Linked DNA regions of Homo sapiens: regions 1 and 2 are each linked to region 3. A link is a loop called in an ENCODE intact Hi-C map of the cell type or tissue named here. Cell type or tissue: dorsolateral prefrontal cortex. All regions are shown on one strand. Each heading gives the region's core, and the rest is flanking DNA. Links, peaks and the distances in the headings are about the cores only.

Region 1 (5,316 bases), core at 317-5,316, 220 kb before region 3:
AGAAGAGATAAAAGGAGCAGGTACAGTGGAACCACAAAACGTTCCAGCCAAGTTGGCACTTTCACTAACCCCATGGTATAACTGAAAAGAAAAACAATTCATTACTTCTCCATTATTTACAAAAAAGTTGCATCTTTCACACTAAATTGGATGTGAAGTCACAATAGGTCATGATTAAACATTTTTACATGGATGTTCTTAGAGGTGGTCTTAATTTAGGAACAGAATTATAATTGGATTGATGATATTATGACTTTCAGTAAAAACCTGGTATGATGCCTAACATTTTTTTCCTCTTTGGGAAAGTAACCTATGATTTTAAAAAGAATGTGTCATGAGAGTCTGCTCACCCACTGCTACCTTAACCACTGCACCCACTAACACTCTGGCCCTAGTTGCTCTGATCTCTTGCCTTGATGATCACTGGAGACTCCCACAAAGCCCCTGATTCTGCTCTTGTTCCTCTTAGTCTATTCTCAAAATGTCATCGAGAGGATACTGTTAAAATGTAAGTCAGACCAGGTCATCGCTCTGCTGAAACCCTCCTAACTGCCCATCCACTCAATAGAACAAGCAAAGCCATCACAATGGCCTTCTCTCCTCCTCTCCCACCCCTGACCTTTCTGATCTCATTTCTTATTGTCTCCACTTTGTTCATTTTGCTTCTTGAGCCAAACCAGTCATGCTCCTGCTTCTTGGGTATGGCATTTGCTGTTCCCTTTGCCTGGAATGCTCTTCCCTGTATATCCACATCGTTTGTCTTCCTACATTTCTTCAGGTCTTTACTCAGACATCCCCAAATTGGCTGGCGTGATGGTACATGCCTGTAATCCCAGCTACTCAGGAGACTGAGGCAGGATAATCGCTTGAATCTAGGAGGTGGAGGTTACAGTGAGCTGAGATCGTTTCACTGCACTCCAGCCTGAGTGATGGAGCAAGACTGTCTCCAAAAAAAAAAAAAAAAGATAGCCCCAACTCAATACGGCCTTCCTTGTGTAAACTCTCCCAACATTCCCATCTCCTTTCCTGCTTGACTTTTCTCCACAGCAAGTATTACCTTCTTCTACATACTACATATTTAACTTTTTTTTTTTTTGGAGACAAGGTCTCACTCTGTTGTCCAGGCTGGAGTGCAGGGCTACAATCATAGTTCACTGCAGCCTTGAACTTCTGGGCTCAAGTGATCCTCCCACCTCAGCCTCCTAAGTACTGGGACTACAGGTGCATGCCACTATGCATAGCTAATAAAAAAAATTTTAGAGATGTGGTCTTGTTATGTTGCCCAGGCTAACTTGTTTATTTCATTGTCTTTCCCGCTGAAGAGAATACAAGTTCCATGAATGCACAGATTTCTGTTCTGCTCACTGCCATGTTCCCAGTTTTTAGGTGTCTGCACATGAGAGGCACTCAATAAATATCTAATAAATAAATAAACAAGTGCTTTGATTCCTCTCTTCCACAAGCCCTCCCAAAACTGTTCTCCCTGAGACTTCTTTACCTCAGTGTTTCAAGCCTACAACTTCAGTCATCTCTGATTCCTCTCTCTTCACTCCACATCCACTCCATTCTACCTTCAAAACATATCTCAGAGGGCTCCATCTCCAGGTGACCACCATTGTTCTTCACCTGTTCCCACTGAAACATCTTCTTAATAGAACTAATTCCGGAGCAGCCATAGTGTTCTCCACTGAATTGCCTGCATGTCTGCAAACTCCAATGAGATGCTGCTCCTGCTCTGACTAAAATGCTCCGGCAGATCCCTGTTGCACCTAAAGTAAAATTCCAGCTCCTTCTCACGGTCTGCAAGCCCCAGCTGCTCTGGCCTGTGCCTCCTTCCCAGGCCGCCCGCACCTCACTGCTGGTTGCACTTCCTTCATCCCAGGAGGACTCCTGCCCATGGCCCTGCTCCTGCAGCTCTTCCTGCCAGGAGACTTCTTTCCTCAGCTGAAGCTGAACCCGCACAGCTAAGGACTCCCTGTCATGGGCCCTCACCTCACATGTCACCTCCTCAGAGAAGCCCGTGCTATCGAATGTTGCCCTCCCCCAGCATCATCCTGTTTTATTTTCCTATTATAATCAAAACCGATCTTATTTATTGTTTATTTGCTTTGTCCGGTCTCTTTCCCAACAAGGATGTAAGTCCCACGGGTGGGGAGACGGAGACTCTGTCTGACTTCTTCACTGTGGTGTCGCCAGCACCCAGAACAATTCGCAGCCATGGCAGCCTTCTAGAAACATCCTTTGAAATAGTGGGTGCTTGGATTTCTCTCAAACACATAACTAGAAAACATTTGTTTTCTTCTGAGTAATCTTCATTATATTTCTTTTTCTTTTTCTTTTTTTTTTTTTTTTGAAACGGAGTCTCCCTCTTTCTCCAGGCCGGACTGCAGTGGCGCTATCTCGGCTCACTGCAAGCTCCGCCTCCCGGGTTCACGCCATTCTCCTGCCTCAGCCTCCCGAGAGTAGCTGGGACTGCAGGAGCCCGCCACCGCGCCCGGCTAATTTTTTTTGTATTTTTACTAGAGACGGGGTTTCACCGTGTTAGCCAGGATGGTCTCGATCTGCTGACCTCGTGATCCGCAGTGCCCCTTTTCTGTTTCTTTTTTTTTTTCTTTTTTCTTTTTCTTTCTTTTTTTTTTTTTTTTTTTTTTTTTTTTTTTTTTTTTTTTGAGACGGAGTTTCGCTCTTGTCACCCAGGCTGGAGTGCAATGGCGTGATATTGGCTCACTGCAACCTCTGCCTCTGGGATTACAGGCGTGAGCCACCGCGCCCCGCCCTATTGTATTTCTAAATGAGTATCTGTGTGTATCTAACTCCAAATATTAAATTCATAGCAGAGCTATGATGTGCTCAAGGCCACAGAACAGCCATGACCATGACCACTGACATTATCCTAAAGTGCTAGAATTATATAAGGCAGGAATGGCTAAAACCAGTAATTTCAAAAGAAAAAGAAATGCACCACTAGATGGCACTGTCTTTCCAACTTAAATATGATTTCAGTTAATTCAGAATCCGAAGAAGCTCGAGTTTTCTAATCTTCACCCCCTTGTTTCACGGAACAGCACATTTGCCAAGTTTTAGATCATGCACTTTTTCTGGTAAGCAAGTTAAAATTTCATGATAATCATTGCTGTCTTTATGATCACGTTTATATTAGCAAGCATTTTTTTTTTTTTGACATGGAGTCTCGCCCTGTTGCCCAAGCAACAGGCGTGATGCGATGGCGTGATCTTGCCTTAGCTCACTGCAACCTCCGCCTCCTGAGTTCAAATGATTCTCTAGCCTCAGCCTCCCAAGGGATTACAGGTGCCCGCCACCACACCAAGCAGCTCCCCCAGGCTTGCTGCCACCTTGCAGTTTGATCTCAGACTGCTGTGCTAGCAATCAGCGAGACCCCGTGGGCATTGGACCCTCTGAGCCATGTGTGGGATATAATCTCCTGGTGCGCCATTTTTTAAGCCCATCGGAAAAGTGCAGTATTAGGGTGGGAGTGACCCAATTTTCCAGGTGCCATCTGTCACCTCTTTCTTTGGCTAGGAAAGGGAACTCCCTGACCCCTTGCACTTCCTGAGTGAGGCAATGTCTTGCCTTTCTTCGGCTCGCACATGGTGCACTGCACCCACTATCCTGCGCCCACTGTCTGGCACTCCCTAGTGAGATGAACCCGGTACCTCAGATGGAAATGCAGAAATCACCCATCTTCTGCATTGCTCATGCTGGGAGCTGTAGACAGGAGCTGTTCCTGTTCAGCCATCTTGGCTGCAGCCCACTCTATGTCTTTTAATGGGAGAGTTTAGTCTATTTACTTTCAATGTAATTATAAGTAAGGACTTACTTCTGCAATTTTGTTATTTGTTTCTGGTTATTTTGTGGTCTTCTCTTTCTTCTTTCCTTCCTTCTTGTCTTGCTTTTAATGAAGATAATTTTCTCTGGTAGTAGATTTAACTTCTTGCCTTTCATTTTTTGTGTATCTGTTTTGTTTTTTATTTGAGTTTACCCTGAGGTTTGCAAATAATATAACCCATTATTTATGCTGATCACAACTTAACACTAATTACAGAAACAAACTAACAATGAAGCAAAAAGAGAACCAATACAAATGTTACACTTTATTTTGTGCCCCCAACTTTTTGAGGTGCTCCCACCTCAAGAACCCAGACAAAGAAGAGAAAAATAAATTCAAAGCAAGCAAAAACAAGAAAATAATAGTTATAAGAGCAGAAATCAATAAAATTAAAAACAGAAAAACAAAAGAGATAATCAATTAAAAAGAGCTGGTTCTTTGAAAAAATCAATAAATTTGAAAAACTCTATCAAGACTGCCAATGAAAAAAGAGAGAAGACTCAAATCATCAGTACCAGTAATGAAACAGGAGACATTAATAGAGACCCTACAAACATTAAAAAGATAATAAGGGAATGCTAAAAACACTACAGACATAAATTTGACAACTTTAAGGAGATGAACCAATACCACAACTCACTTAATATGAAATAAATTATTTGAATAATCCTATACCAAATAAGAAAATTGAATTCAAAATTTCAAAACTCCCAAAAAGAAATCTCCATATGTTTTAGGAAAAATTGGGTTGTGGCTGAGCATGGTGGCTCATGCCTGTAATCCCAGCACTTTGGAAAGCTGAGGCAGGCAGATCATGAGGTCAGGAGATCAAGACCATCCTGGCCCACATGGAGAAACCCTGTCTCTACTAAAAATACAAAAATTAGGTGGTGGGTACCTGTAATCTCAGCTACTTGGGAGGCTGAGGCAGGAGAATCACTTGAACCTAGAAGACAGAGGTTGCAGTGAGCCAAGATCACACCACTGCACTCTAGCCTGGTGACAAAGTGAGACTCCATCTCAAAAAAAAAAAAAAAAAAATTAGCACCTATTTTATGAAATATCTTACAAAGAAATAGAAGAGACACAAAAGCTTTACAATTCATTTTATAAAGCTATTATTACTCTATTTCAAAAATAGACAGTGATAGTACAAAAAGAAAACTAGAGGCCAATGTCTCTCATAAACATAGATACAAAATTCTCAATAAAAATTAGCAAATAGAATACAGTGATATGTACAAATAACTATATACTATGACAAAGTGGGGTTTATTCCAAGTATGCATGGCTGGTTTAATATTCAGAAATCAATGTAATCTACCATATTAAGAAGCTAAAAAAGAAAATTCACATGATCCTATTATTGGCTACAGAAAAGCATTTGTCAAATTTTTACTTATATTAAAACTCTCAGAAAAATAGGAATATAAGGGAATATCGTCAACTTGCTACAAAAAACCCACAGC
Region 2 (5,316 bases), core at 317-5,316, 260 kb after region 3:
GAAATAATATTTCCTCCCTCATAGTCATTGTGTGAATTAAATGAACAATGTATAAAGTGGTAAATACTGAACACTTGATAAATGTTAGCTATTATTAAAGGAGAGACTGATATTTAAATGATTACAATACAATGTAATACCTTAGGATAAATACATCAAAAACAACTTTTTTCCTTATTTATTTTACAGCTTTATTACTGATTTCCCTCTAAAAAGAGACCCAAATAAATGTGGAGCGACTCATTATAGAGTAAGGAATCACAAAGTACCATAGTCACGTAACAAAAGCAAAAAAAAAAAAAAAGCAATTGTTTTACCTTTCAACTGCTGATGTTATGTACAATCTATCACAAGAAGCATAGCTGTGCATTCATGAGCTGATTGTATTAACCTCTAGAATTTTAGAAACGAGCACATCTAAGCATGTGGATACTCTCTTACCTTACAAAGTAAAAGCAAGCATTTTCTATTTTAAAATTTTTATATCTGTGTAAAACGAAGAATTCCTGGAGGTCAAATAAGAAAAATATACCAAACTCAAAACACTATTAAGTCATGAAACGAAGACTCTGAGGTAGAAGTCAAGCAATATAATCCACAATTTCAGGTATTCCCAGCAACCATCGCATCTCGCAAGTAAGATGTATTTTTTTTTAAAGTCTCAACTTCCAAAAAATCAATAATCCATTCTGTAAAATCAGATGTAAAACTATGACCGAGCCGGGCGCAGTGGCTCACGCCTGTAATCCCAGCACTTTGGGAGGCTGAGGCGGGCGGATCACGAGGTCAGGAGATCGAGACCATCCTGGCTAACACAGTGAAACCCTGTCTCTATTAAAAATACAAAAAATTAGCCAGGCGTGGTGGCGGGCTCTTGTAGTCACAGCTACTCGGGAGGCTGAGGCAGGAGAATGGCATGAACCTGGGAGGCGGACCTTGCAGTGAGCCGAGACTGCACTCCAGCCTGGGCGACAGAGAGAGACTCCGTCTCAAAAACAAACAAACAAACAAACAAACGACAACAAAAAAAACCAACTATGACCGACAGAAGACACCCAAACTTTTGTCGTGGTAACACAGTAAATGCTTTTACTAAAAGCTGCCAACATTTCTATCGTAAGGGGGCAGCTGGTTGTAACCTTAATGTCCATATTGGTCGGGATAGTAAGGTTCTTGTCTGTGTTGCGGGTAATTGTTACCGCAGGATTGTCCACGCCACTGATTGGATCGATTGTCACTTGGCCACCCCCATCTGCCGTCCCTGCCTCTGAACTGTCTGCTATCTTGCAACCGATTGTCTCTGTTTCTTTGGTTCCCACCAGCTCTGCTATTCCATTCCTCAACAATTGGAGAGGACTCAGGAGGGCGTTTCAAGTATTCCTGATACTCCTCGTCATCTTCTGTGAATCTACTAGCAAACATCTCTTCAAAATTTGGAACAGCTTTGGCAGTGTCAGTCATTCTGAAATTCCCAAAGATTTGAGGCAGCTGTATTGTTTAATGTTTAGGTTGTTTAAATCCGCCAAGGGCTGTGTCTATCTAGCTCGGGCCGAACCCCGCCAGCGAGACACTAAGAGACCGCAGGAGAGGTGGCCTCTGGCCCACCACACCGTGGAACTCCAGACCACCCCAGCTCTCCAATGTAGCGGAGACCCTTCCGCTAGCCATAGAAAATAACTTAAGTCACTTAAGCTGTACTTGGGGTAATCAGGTTATTTAATGAGGTGATAACTGAGGTGACTACAAAAGAAAAGTCTGGGATTGGGTGTGTGAGCAAGGTGCATGGGGACAGTGGTATGTTCTAGGTTGAAGGCTCACCCTAGGCCAAGCACCGTGGCACCTGTTTTACAATATCATAACTTTAATATCACATCCTTGCAAGATATGTAGCTTCGTTTTACTGAGGAAAGCTCAGAAAAGTTAAATAACTCGCCCTTGGGCACACATGACTGGAAAGAAATTGGGATTTTTATTTTAGTAAGTAAGTTGGTCAGGCACAAGGGCGACTCAGCAGAGGGAACTTCAAGGAAGTGTGAGACAACAGCTGGAGCCCTGAGCTGGGAGAGTGGAGGACGAATTATAAAGAGTTTTATGCCTGCCATAATGAGAAGCTTGTCCTTGAACTTGAGGGGAATGCTGAGAGTGCAAAGGACTTTAAGCAGGCCCTACACAGTGGCAGCCAAGCAGGTCATAAAGAGCAAGATGATGCCCAGGCAGATCAGGGATTCTCTTATCTACAGAGCGTCCGCCTACCAGCTCCTTCACAGCAGCGGATTTTGCTGCAAGAGAAGAGGCAGCAGGCCAGGCCTTTTCCTTCGCCCACAGCGCCTACGTCGAAGGCTCCCAGGCTGGTTGCTCCACTGGCTGCTTGAGGTCCCCTCTCTCCAGACCCGCCGAACTGGCGGCCGGTGCTTTGGCCGATCCCGCGCCGCTGCCTCGGGCCTTGGGCGGCAGCGCCCCCCGCCCAACCCGCCTCTGCAGCGTTCCTGGCGTCAGCCCCTATCCTCCAGCTTCCTCCGCCCCAACCTAGGGTAGAACCCCAAACTCCAGTCCCAGTCCACTTCCGCAGCTTCCTCCCCTCAGCATCGCAGGTCGGATCACGTGCGGGTTCTGTCACGTGACATCAGGTCACGTGAGGCCGGTCACGCCCCGGGCAGCTTGGCTGGGGCTAGGCTTCCGGGGCTCTGCGGTCCTCGGCCTGTGCTGGCAGCCTCGGAGCCCACCGAGCCGGGCGGCTGGGATGGTGAGGGCGGCGGGCCGGAGAGGGGCCGGCCTGGGCTGGGGCCGCCGTCCCTGCCGCCCTCAGGCTCAGCCTCTCTTCTCGTTTTTTTCGCTGCAGATGAACCGGACGACCCCCGACCAGGAGCTGGTGCCGGCGTCGGAGCCCGTGTGGGAGCGGCCGTGGTCGGTGGAGGAGATCCGCAGGAGCAGCCAGAGCTGGTCGCTGGCGGCCGACGCGGGCGTGAGAGGCGGGCCCCGGGGACGCGAGAGCGGCAGGGGTGACGCTTGGCTTGCGCGCAGGAGGGCCGGACCGCGACTGCCCCTGCACCTGGCCCGTCCCGTTGCCTGCCCTCTTAGGAACACACGCCCCGTTTAGCCCCCGAGAATGCCACCCTGGCAGTCCCCGGCCACCAGGGAGAGGGGCAGACCCTGACCGTGGCCCAGACGCGACGTTCCCTTCATGGGGTTTCTGGCTCAGCTCCATCCGGAGGGGAGATCCGTTTCCGCCACACTGAGGGATTGCTCGGGCACTAGGGAGGCGATTCCTGTTGGGACCTGGACTAAATGGGGTGGGAAACAAGCCAGTATGTGGATATCCTTTAATGGGATTCTTCAAATCGGGGGCCCAAAAAGCTCAGAACTGTTCGAGTCCCAAATGAATAGGATTTTTGAATAAGAGTGGTGGTTGATTAGCTAACCCTTGGTCTGTGATCTCTGTAGATTGACAACCAAAGAGGACTTTTAAAAGGAGACAGGGTTTTGCCCTGTCGCCCAGGCTGGAGTGCAAGTGGCTCGATCTTGGCTCACTGAATCCTCTGGGGTTCAGGTGATCCTCTCACCTCAGCGTCCTGAGTAGCTGGGACTATAGGCGTCCACCACACCTGTCTGATTTGTTTATTTATTTAATTTTAGTAGAGATGGGGGTCTTGCTATGTTGCCCAGACTGGTCTGCAACTCCTGGACTCTAGCGATAACCCTGCCTCAGCCTCCCAAAGTGTTGGATTACAAGCGTGAGCCACCATACCCAGTGCCAAAAAGGGATTTTAAATTTTTCCAGAAACGAGATAGGTGTCCATTAGCTCACTGCCACTCTTTTGATGAGCTTTCTTAGTGTTTTCCAATGTCACTTGGTTTTAGTACTTGTCAAACCAGCATTCCGGCCGGGCACAGTGGCTCACACCTGTAATCCTAGCACTTTGGGAGGCCGAGGTGGGCGAATCACGAGGTCAGGAGTTCGAGACCAGCCTGGCCAACATGGTGAAACCCCGTCTCTACTAAAAATACACAAAATTAGTTGGGCGTTGTGGCGGGCACCTGTAATTCCAGCTACTCGGGAGGCTGAGGCAGGAGAATCGCTTGAACGCGGGAGGTGCAGTGAGCCGAGATGGCGCCACTGTACTCCAGCCCAGGCAACAGAGTGAAACTCTCTCTCAAAAAAAAAAAAAAGCATTTCTTTCACATTCTAACACTCAAAGGTGAAAGGAAATGGGTTCTTTTTTGATGTGACATGCAGAATAGTTACATGTAACATTGATACTACTGTATGTTTATTTTTTAAAATAGCTACTACAGTTTCTACAGGAATTCTCACAGCAAACTATCTCTAGGACCCATGAAATCAAGAAACAAGTGGACGGACTAATCCGGGAAACCAAAGCCACAGATTGTCGCCTGCATAATGTCTTCAATGACTTCCTTATGCTCTCTAATACCCAGTTCATAGAGAATGTGAGTTATTTAGTTATATTATAATTCCTTTTTTGGGAGTAGGAGATATTGTAATTTTAAATAACTTACTGTTAGGTTCCCTCCTAAATTTTGGTGGAAGTGTGGTTCTTGGTAATTGTAGCTTTTTTCTCTGGGATTAACGCCTCTTTTTTATTTGTAAAGTTTTAAGTCCTTTTTTCCAAGCCTCTAAAAAAGTCTAATGATAAAATTTTCTTATACTTCAGTGCTTCCATCTTTTGTCGTTTTGAGAGTAGTCAGCAATTGTGCTGAATTGTGTGGCACTCACACTGCCTTTGTTGTGGCGTGATCTGTAAGGACAGCTGTTTACCTGGTTAGACCCTCTGGACACCAGCATATGGTTTCAGTTGTTGATTGGGGTCATTCTGTTCTGATAAATTATATTCAGGGGATATATATGTCTGCTTGCAATATTCTCAACTAAAGTTTATGATGGCCGAACTTACAATATGGAATCAACTGTAAACAGATTACTGAGCTTAAATCTATGTGTGATTTCTGTCTATTTACTGTTTCTTCTAGGTGGTAGGAATACATAGGTAAATTAGATAGAGCCTCTCCCTTGGCAAATAGTATAATTCCAGCATACAAAGGAAGTAAGTATGGCTGGAGCAGAGTGGAGACTTAAGAGATGAGGATGGAGAGGAAGCTTAGGTAACAGACCTGTGTTTCTCATAGGGTGTCCCAACTTTCTGAATATCAGCATTCATTTGTGGAAAAAGGATTATTAAAGTAAGCGATCTCCCGAGATTGTTAGATATAAAGTAATAAAATTTTCAGAATCACAAAATTATTAAAAAAGCCCAAGATTTAGAATAGTTAAGAGAATGCCATGTAGTCAACTTGTGC
Region 3 (5,696 bases), core at 355-5,354:
GAGGGCACAAGAGTCATGACAAAAAGTGAATTATGGAGGCCAGACAAGGATGCTGCACAAGGGAAGATAAAGGGGGGAAACAGAGTTAGGATGGGACATAGGTGGCTACACCTCAGTTAAAAAGAAGGAAGGAAGGAGCTACTGGAGAACAGCCAGTCCCCACACACCTTTTGGGGGTAGGTAGGGAGCAAGGGTTAAAAAAGAGGCTGGGAGATGCAACAATGCTTAAAATCTGGACCATCAGGCTGGAAAACTGAAGATACTAGTTTCTTTCTTCCAGTTTCTTTATGCAAAGTCTACTTATTTTTAGTTTAGAAGAGTCAGCTTGGCCTTTAATATGTGTAGCTTCTTCCTCTTTTTTTTTTTGTTTTGTTTTGTTTTTTTTTAGACAGAGTTTCACTCTTGTTGCCCAGGCTGGAGTGCAATGGCGCAATCTTGGCTCACTGCAACCTCCGCCTCCCGGGTTCAAGCAATTCTCCTGCCTCAGCCTCCTGAGTAGCTGGGATTACAGGCGCCCGCCACCACGCCCGGCTAATTTTTGTATTTTTAGTAGAGACGGGGTTTCGCCACGTTGGCCAAGCTGGTCTCAAACTCCTGACCTCAGGTGATCCACCCGCCTCAGCCTCCCAAAGTGCTGGGATTACAGGCGTGAGCCACTGCGCCCAGCCAGCTTCTTCCTCTTTTATCATTTGTAAAACTATCTTGGGACTCACATCATAAAAATTAAGTTTTTCAAACGATATTGATACTCCATTCTTCTGGAGAAAACCATCAACCCACAACTGGTTACAACTTCCTATTACTTCATTTTCCTGAAACTTCACATACTAAAGCAAGAGGAGGTTCCTGATGCGAGCAGAGATGGCTAGAATGGCACTTCCTGGCAAACCAACCTGCAGACATCCCCTGACGTGGACACGGGAGATATGGGGGGTAATTTTTCAGAGAAGGGAGAAGGACAATCCAGGTCGCTGTCCTTTTCCGTGGAGCAGAGGGGCGCCCGCAGAACCCTACTCTTCAGTTTTGCAGATGTGCTGTCCTCAAAGACATCGTCGTCTCCCATCTCGTCAGAGCAGAAGCCCATACTCCCTGCCAGCCCGCTGGAGGACTTGGCAGTGTGCAGGCGAGCAGCGCAGCTCTCCAGCTCATGGAACCTGTGCAGGCTGCTGGCGCTCAAGCCGTGCGAGAGTGAGAACAGGTACTGGAGCAGTTGCCGGCTTCGGGACGTGGCCTCACCATCCGCCTTCTCTTCCAGCAGCAGGCCGGGCCTGCCCCCCTTGCCAGCTTCCACCTCTGAGGCAGTTGAGCGACCGGCAGAAAGGCATGAAACACAAGAATGTTTGGAATTGCCAAGAGGTTTGTGGTTCAGGGTTCTTTTTTCTTTATGATGAAACCTGTTAGTTCTGAGACACGTATCTTGAGGGAGTATTAATTTCCCTTCAGAACAAGTTCTTTCCACATAGGCAAAACTTTCTGAAGTATCCTGCGCCTTCTCACCCACATCATTGAGGGACCTTGAGAACTTTAGTGTTCTTCTGGCTTTGGTATTCTTAGCAGGCTTCAAGGCCTGGGCCCATTCTGAACCAAAGGAATTTCTCTTTGACGCCTGTAATGTGTCCTTACAGATAACTGTCACAGTGAGCCCTTGTGTCAGAGAACTCTGGCAGTGAGGAGCTTTCGAGACAACAGCAGACTGCACGGAACTGTGGTGACAACACTCAGAAAACACTGCACTGGAACTGCATGCAGAACAGTGGGATAAAAGCACAGAAAGTAAAAACAATTTTAAAAGAGAATAGACATCATAGTGAAGAAATGAGACTAGCATGGGTAACTTGGTGAGCAAACCACACATAAAACTCGCCAACTGTTTAGACCAAAGGCAGATTGATTAAGCAAATGGAAATTCAAGAACCTACAGACACTAATGCTTATTTCTGGCTGCACACTGATCATGGCAGCATCTGAAGCAGAGTGTTACCTGCAGATGTCCTGGCTGGATGGCGTGATAGAAGTGCGAGAGAAGGAGGACACCGGAGCCGGAGCTGATGCTGACGGAGGACTCCCAGCCTGCAATGACAGACCTGTGGTCAGTGTTCAGGTAAGAGCCAAGGGGATTGTGTGCACTGTCTCCTGAATGGTGACAGGGAGAAACCCTAGAAATGTCTGCTGCTTCCCGCTGCTCAACGAGTAACACATATTAGATCCTTCTAAGCCTTGGCAAAACAAATCAAATATCACTATTTTTTTCTTATCTGTGGATAAAAGTGTAAGAAATGTCTAAGGCTATGGAACACCACTACTAATCTCTTGCAGGTCCAGTGGCCGTTTATTTTCTAAGCATCTAAATTGAGTTAGTTCATATATAAGTCAAAAAACGAAGTACTAGAAGGTATCATACAAATGCCAAAGAAATATGAGGCTCCAGGCCTGCTGGCACTGGCTTCCCTAGCACTCTCTCCTAGTTCCCAAGATCAACAAGGCTGGTAGATTTAAGAGCTCTCTCCCACCTCACAACCTCATACATAGTGCCAGATGCTCCCTGAGTTCCACAAAACCTCACTGCCCTGCCACAGCTCTTCACACAAAAGGGAGTCCAGACCACGTCACCATGGGGGACACCAATCCATAGCTCAACCAGGGGCTGAGGTAGAGCACAGAATGCTCCCAACAGATCTAATCTTGAAACTGTAAATTAAGAAAAATAATCAAGAAAATTTAGATTTGAAAGAAAGTACAGCAAGAGGTCATGGGATAGAACAGAGTCTCTGGGGTGGTGAATAGTCAAACTTAGAGAAAAAAATCTAGGAAGGAGAGGAAGCACTGCAGTGAGGAGAGAAATGGACAGAGAGAAATAGGGACAGTGAGTGGCACTGAGCTGAGGATGCACCACCACCGCTAGAGGGCCCCAGACTCCCACGCCAGCCTCGGATTCCCCAGGCTCCACAGCCCCACAGACCTATGCGTATTCATAAAAAAGCATTCTTCCCTCCTTAAGACAGTAAGCCTGAGTAAGAATCTGCTCCATGCAACCCCAACAGCCCCAGGAAAACAGTGCCACGAGTCTGTTATCACCAGAAAGGCCATATCACCACCCACCTTCTGCAGGCCCACCTGCATGGCCCTTGGCCCTAACTCCTTGATACAAAGGAGCTCCACCCTGGCCCACCATTCCCTGGCTGAGGCCTAGTCCCCACTCTTTCTAAGTACCATCCCCAAGGGTGCACTCTCATCCTGGAACTCCACCTTTGGGACCCCCGACCCTTGGTCAACCACCAGAACAGATAAGGCCATTGCCTGGAAACTCCTCCTCCCCCTACCCCTCACAGCAAATGAAGCAGCCTGGAGAGAGCCAGGATGGCACTCGGATTAAGGCACCCATCGCATGGCTGCTCCCACTCCCAGTGCAGAGATTCAACAGCACTTTAATGCAAGTCCACCTGAAGAAACAAGATCCAAGAAGCTCTCATCAGCATGCTTCATGTGTACACTGAGATCACGCTGTGCCACTCCATGAGCACATCTTCGAATTCACCAAAGAATCTACATTTATTTTCTAACTGAATGTGCATATGGGCATGAGGTACACGGTCTTTAAAAGCATTAGAGGTCAAAGTTCTTAGGAATCTTAAGTTTACTTGGACACATGAAAATAGCATCCTTGAAATAACCCTCCCATCACTACCTTTGTCAATATTCTTCCTGAAACAAAATGAAAGACATCTAGGGATGCCTGTGGACACTATGCTGTGACATCCCTTGCATCTTCTAGGCCTGACTGCATAAGCCATTGTCCTTTTTCTCCAACTGCCTTAGACACTGTCCCCTCTCCAGCATCCTCCTCTCGGGGCACCCATCACTGGCTCCACCTGCCCCAGAGACAAGCACTCAAGGCCTTTTAGTACAATGGGCTTTACTGTTTATACCACAGGGGAGCAGATTGAGAGGGTATCCATGCTAAGGTCCCCAAACTCCTACAGTCCCCCTGTTCTCTGACATTTAGTCCTAACACTATTCTGGGACTGAAAGCCTTCCTGTACTTATTGCTCTCTTCTTTTATTTCTGAGGATGACCAGCTCTGTTCAACACACATAGGCAAGGCTAAAATGTGTCATGAAGACCAAAGCCTGATCACGGTGTATTGCAGAGAAGTAAGCGTCTTCATCACCTGTCCCCAGGTAGACTTTGAGGAAGAAATACCCAGCAATATCCACATGCTTGCCCCTCATTGCTATGAGGTCACTTCTTCCTCTGTGTTGCTGGGTCAAGCATACTCCCTGGAACTGATGAGGCATTGAAGGAAGCCCCCTTCCTTCAAGGGATGGCAGCAGAGGAAAGTACCTAGTCACCCTCCTCCCTTTTATCTTAGTAAGAGCATGGTCCTCTTGGAACCACGTGTACTTTCCTGTATTCTGAAGGGAAGGCAAACCCTGTTGGGAGGAGGTAAGGTCTTATCTGGAAAATCGTGCCCAATCAAGGTCAGTGTCCTGGGTCCGGGAGGCAGGTTTCTGATGGGAAATTAAAGTTCTGAACTCCAGTACTAAACTACAAGTAATCCAAGTCAAAAAGTGTACTCTGGGGTAACGATTCCATCCTTGCATGCCCATGATGAGGAGCAAGGCCTGAAGGTAGGAGGGCAGAGCCTCGTAACAAAACAAAGCCTGGATCAAGGAAGCAGCCACACCAGGCACACACACACGTCAGGACATGTGTTCACTTCCCTGTGTGGTTCCCCATGTGTGTGCACTTGTAGCAGATGTCAAGGCCAGCATGACAGTGACAGCGGACCCAAGGAGGAAGGGAGTTCTGGCAGGGCTGGGGAGATTCTGCCCTGCTCAGTTTTACTTAGGAAATAGGAAACAGCGTTGGCATCCTCTGCCTACATTTCTGCTCTCATTTCACCATTTCCAATCTTATGAAAACATTACAGGATACTCTCAGCAGGTATGTCCGATCCTCATCAAGCCTCCCAATGACAGAGAAAGAGTCTCTCTTCTTATTAGATCACAGAATTTAAAGAAAAATTTTAAAATCTACTTATTGTTATTTTACATAAATATAAACTTCAACAAATGCTAACTCTTCCAATAAAAGCAAGAAAACCAGTGAGATCTGTGGGGTCTTCACAGCTCCCAGAAGAGGCTCCTTCTGTCACGATCTAAAGGACAGCAAACATTTCAAAGGTCAGAACCAATCCATAGGCAGAATGGTCAAGAAAATAATTTTAAAGAGCTTTATTTGTTGCTGCTATAGACCTGAGAGAAATCTATCAACCAACAAAGACCTAAAAGACTGGCCTGATCAACAACAAAATGAAGCTGACAGCTTCAAATAATGGTTCCATGGTCAGATTCTGGAAGCCAGTGTAATCAAAGGCCAGCAATCCCCTCTTAGGAGCTCTGCAGGACAGAACCTTACTAGATGGGACAGGACCTCACTAGATGGGACAGGACCAGCCGTCCTGCTCTTTCTGAAAGCAGCAGGCAGTGTGGCACGTGTGAGCCGGGGGCAGTACTAGCTCCAGAGAACACCTACACTCTCCTCTCCATAGGATCAGACCACACACGACTCGACAATTACTAATAAAAGTGCAAATGTTCATCATGCAAAAATCCAAATGTGTCAAGAAAACTTAGGCCCTCTGTTCCTGAAGTTCTTTGCGGGTTGCCAAATGACAGACTCTCCAGTCATGAAAA

The links. A loop is a pair of places that touch in the nucleus more often than their neighbours do. Peaks named below come from ENCODE experiments on the same cell type or tissue, not always from the same donor. Only the 100,000 strongest peaks of a DNase experiment are listed, where the experiment ranks them.
Region 1: a loop joins it to region 3, with 4 times the contacts of the local background. A loop is called at or near these places in 48 of 110 quality-filtered maps.
Region 2: a loop joins it to region 3, with 8 times the contacts of the local background. A loop is called at or near these places in 23 of 110 quality-filtered maps.

Annotation. Positions count from the first base shown.
Region 1 is chr10:45,247,281-45,252,596 of GRCh38, forward strand. It overlaps the pseudogene CUBNP2. Among named protein-coding and RNA genes, the nearest start is that of OR13A1, 66 kb to the right of the region's middle. In dorsolateral prefrontal cortex, for the core only: CTCF peaks have their summits at 2,978 (motif pointing right) and 3,178; a DNase peak (open chromatin) is centred at 2,789; H3K4me3 peaks cover 1,201 bases.
Region 2 is chr10:45,724,578-45,729,893 of GRCh38, forward strand. It overlaps WASHC2C (WASH complex subunit 2C), which reads left to right and starts at 2,689. Exons shown (of 31, transcript NM_001330074.2): 1 at 2,689-2,743; 2 at 2,840-2,962; 3 at 4,285-4,449. The coding sequence starts at 2,741. It overlaps LOC107984227 (RNA guanine-N7 methyltransferase activating subunit-like), which reads right to left and starts at 2,605. Exons shown (of 1, transcript NR_199876.1): 1 at 175-2,605. RefSeq lists enhancers at 1,915-2,660, 2,661-3,405 and a silencer at 2,380-2,429. In dorsolateral prefrontal cortex, for the core only: a CTCF peak has its summit at 2,630; a DNase peak (open chromatin) is centred at 2,614; H3K4me3 peaks cover 1,741 bases; H3K27ac peaks cover 1,102 bases.
Region 3 is chr10:45,462,258-45,467,953 of GRCh38, forward strand. MARCHF8 (membrane associated ring-CH-type finger 8) reads right to left here. Exons shown (of 8, transcript NM_001282866.2): 4 at 1,982-2,070; 5 at 894-1,739. LOC105378286 (a long non-coding RNA gene) reads left to right here and starts at 2,018. Exons shown (of 3, transcript XR_945919.1): 1 at 2,018-2,101. RefSeq lists an enhancer at 1,029-2,228. In dorsolateral prefrontal cortex, for the core only: CTCF peaks have their summits at 2,914 (motif pointing right) and 3,118; a DNase peak (open chromatin) is centred at 2,924; H3K4me3 peaks cover 558 bases; H3K27ac peaks cover 370 bases.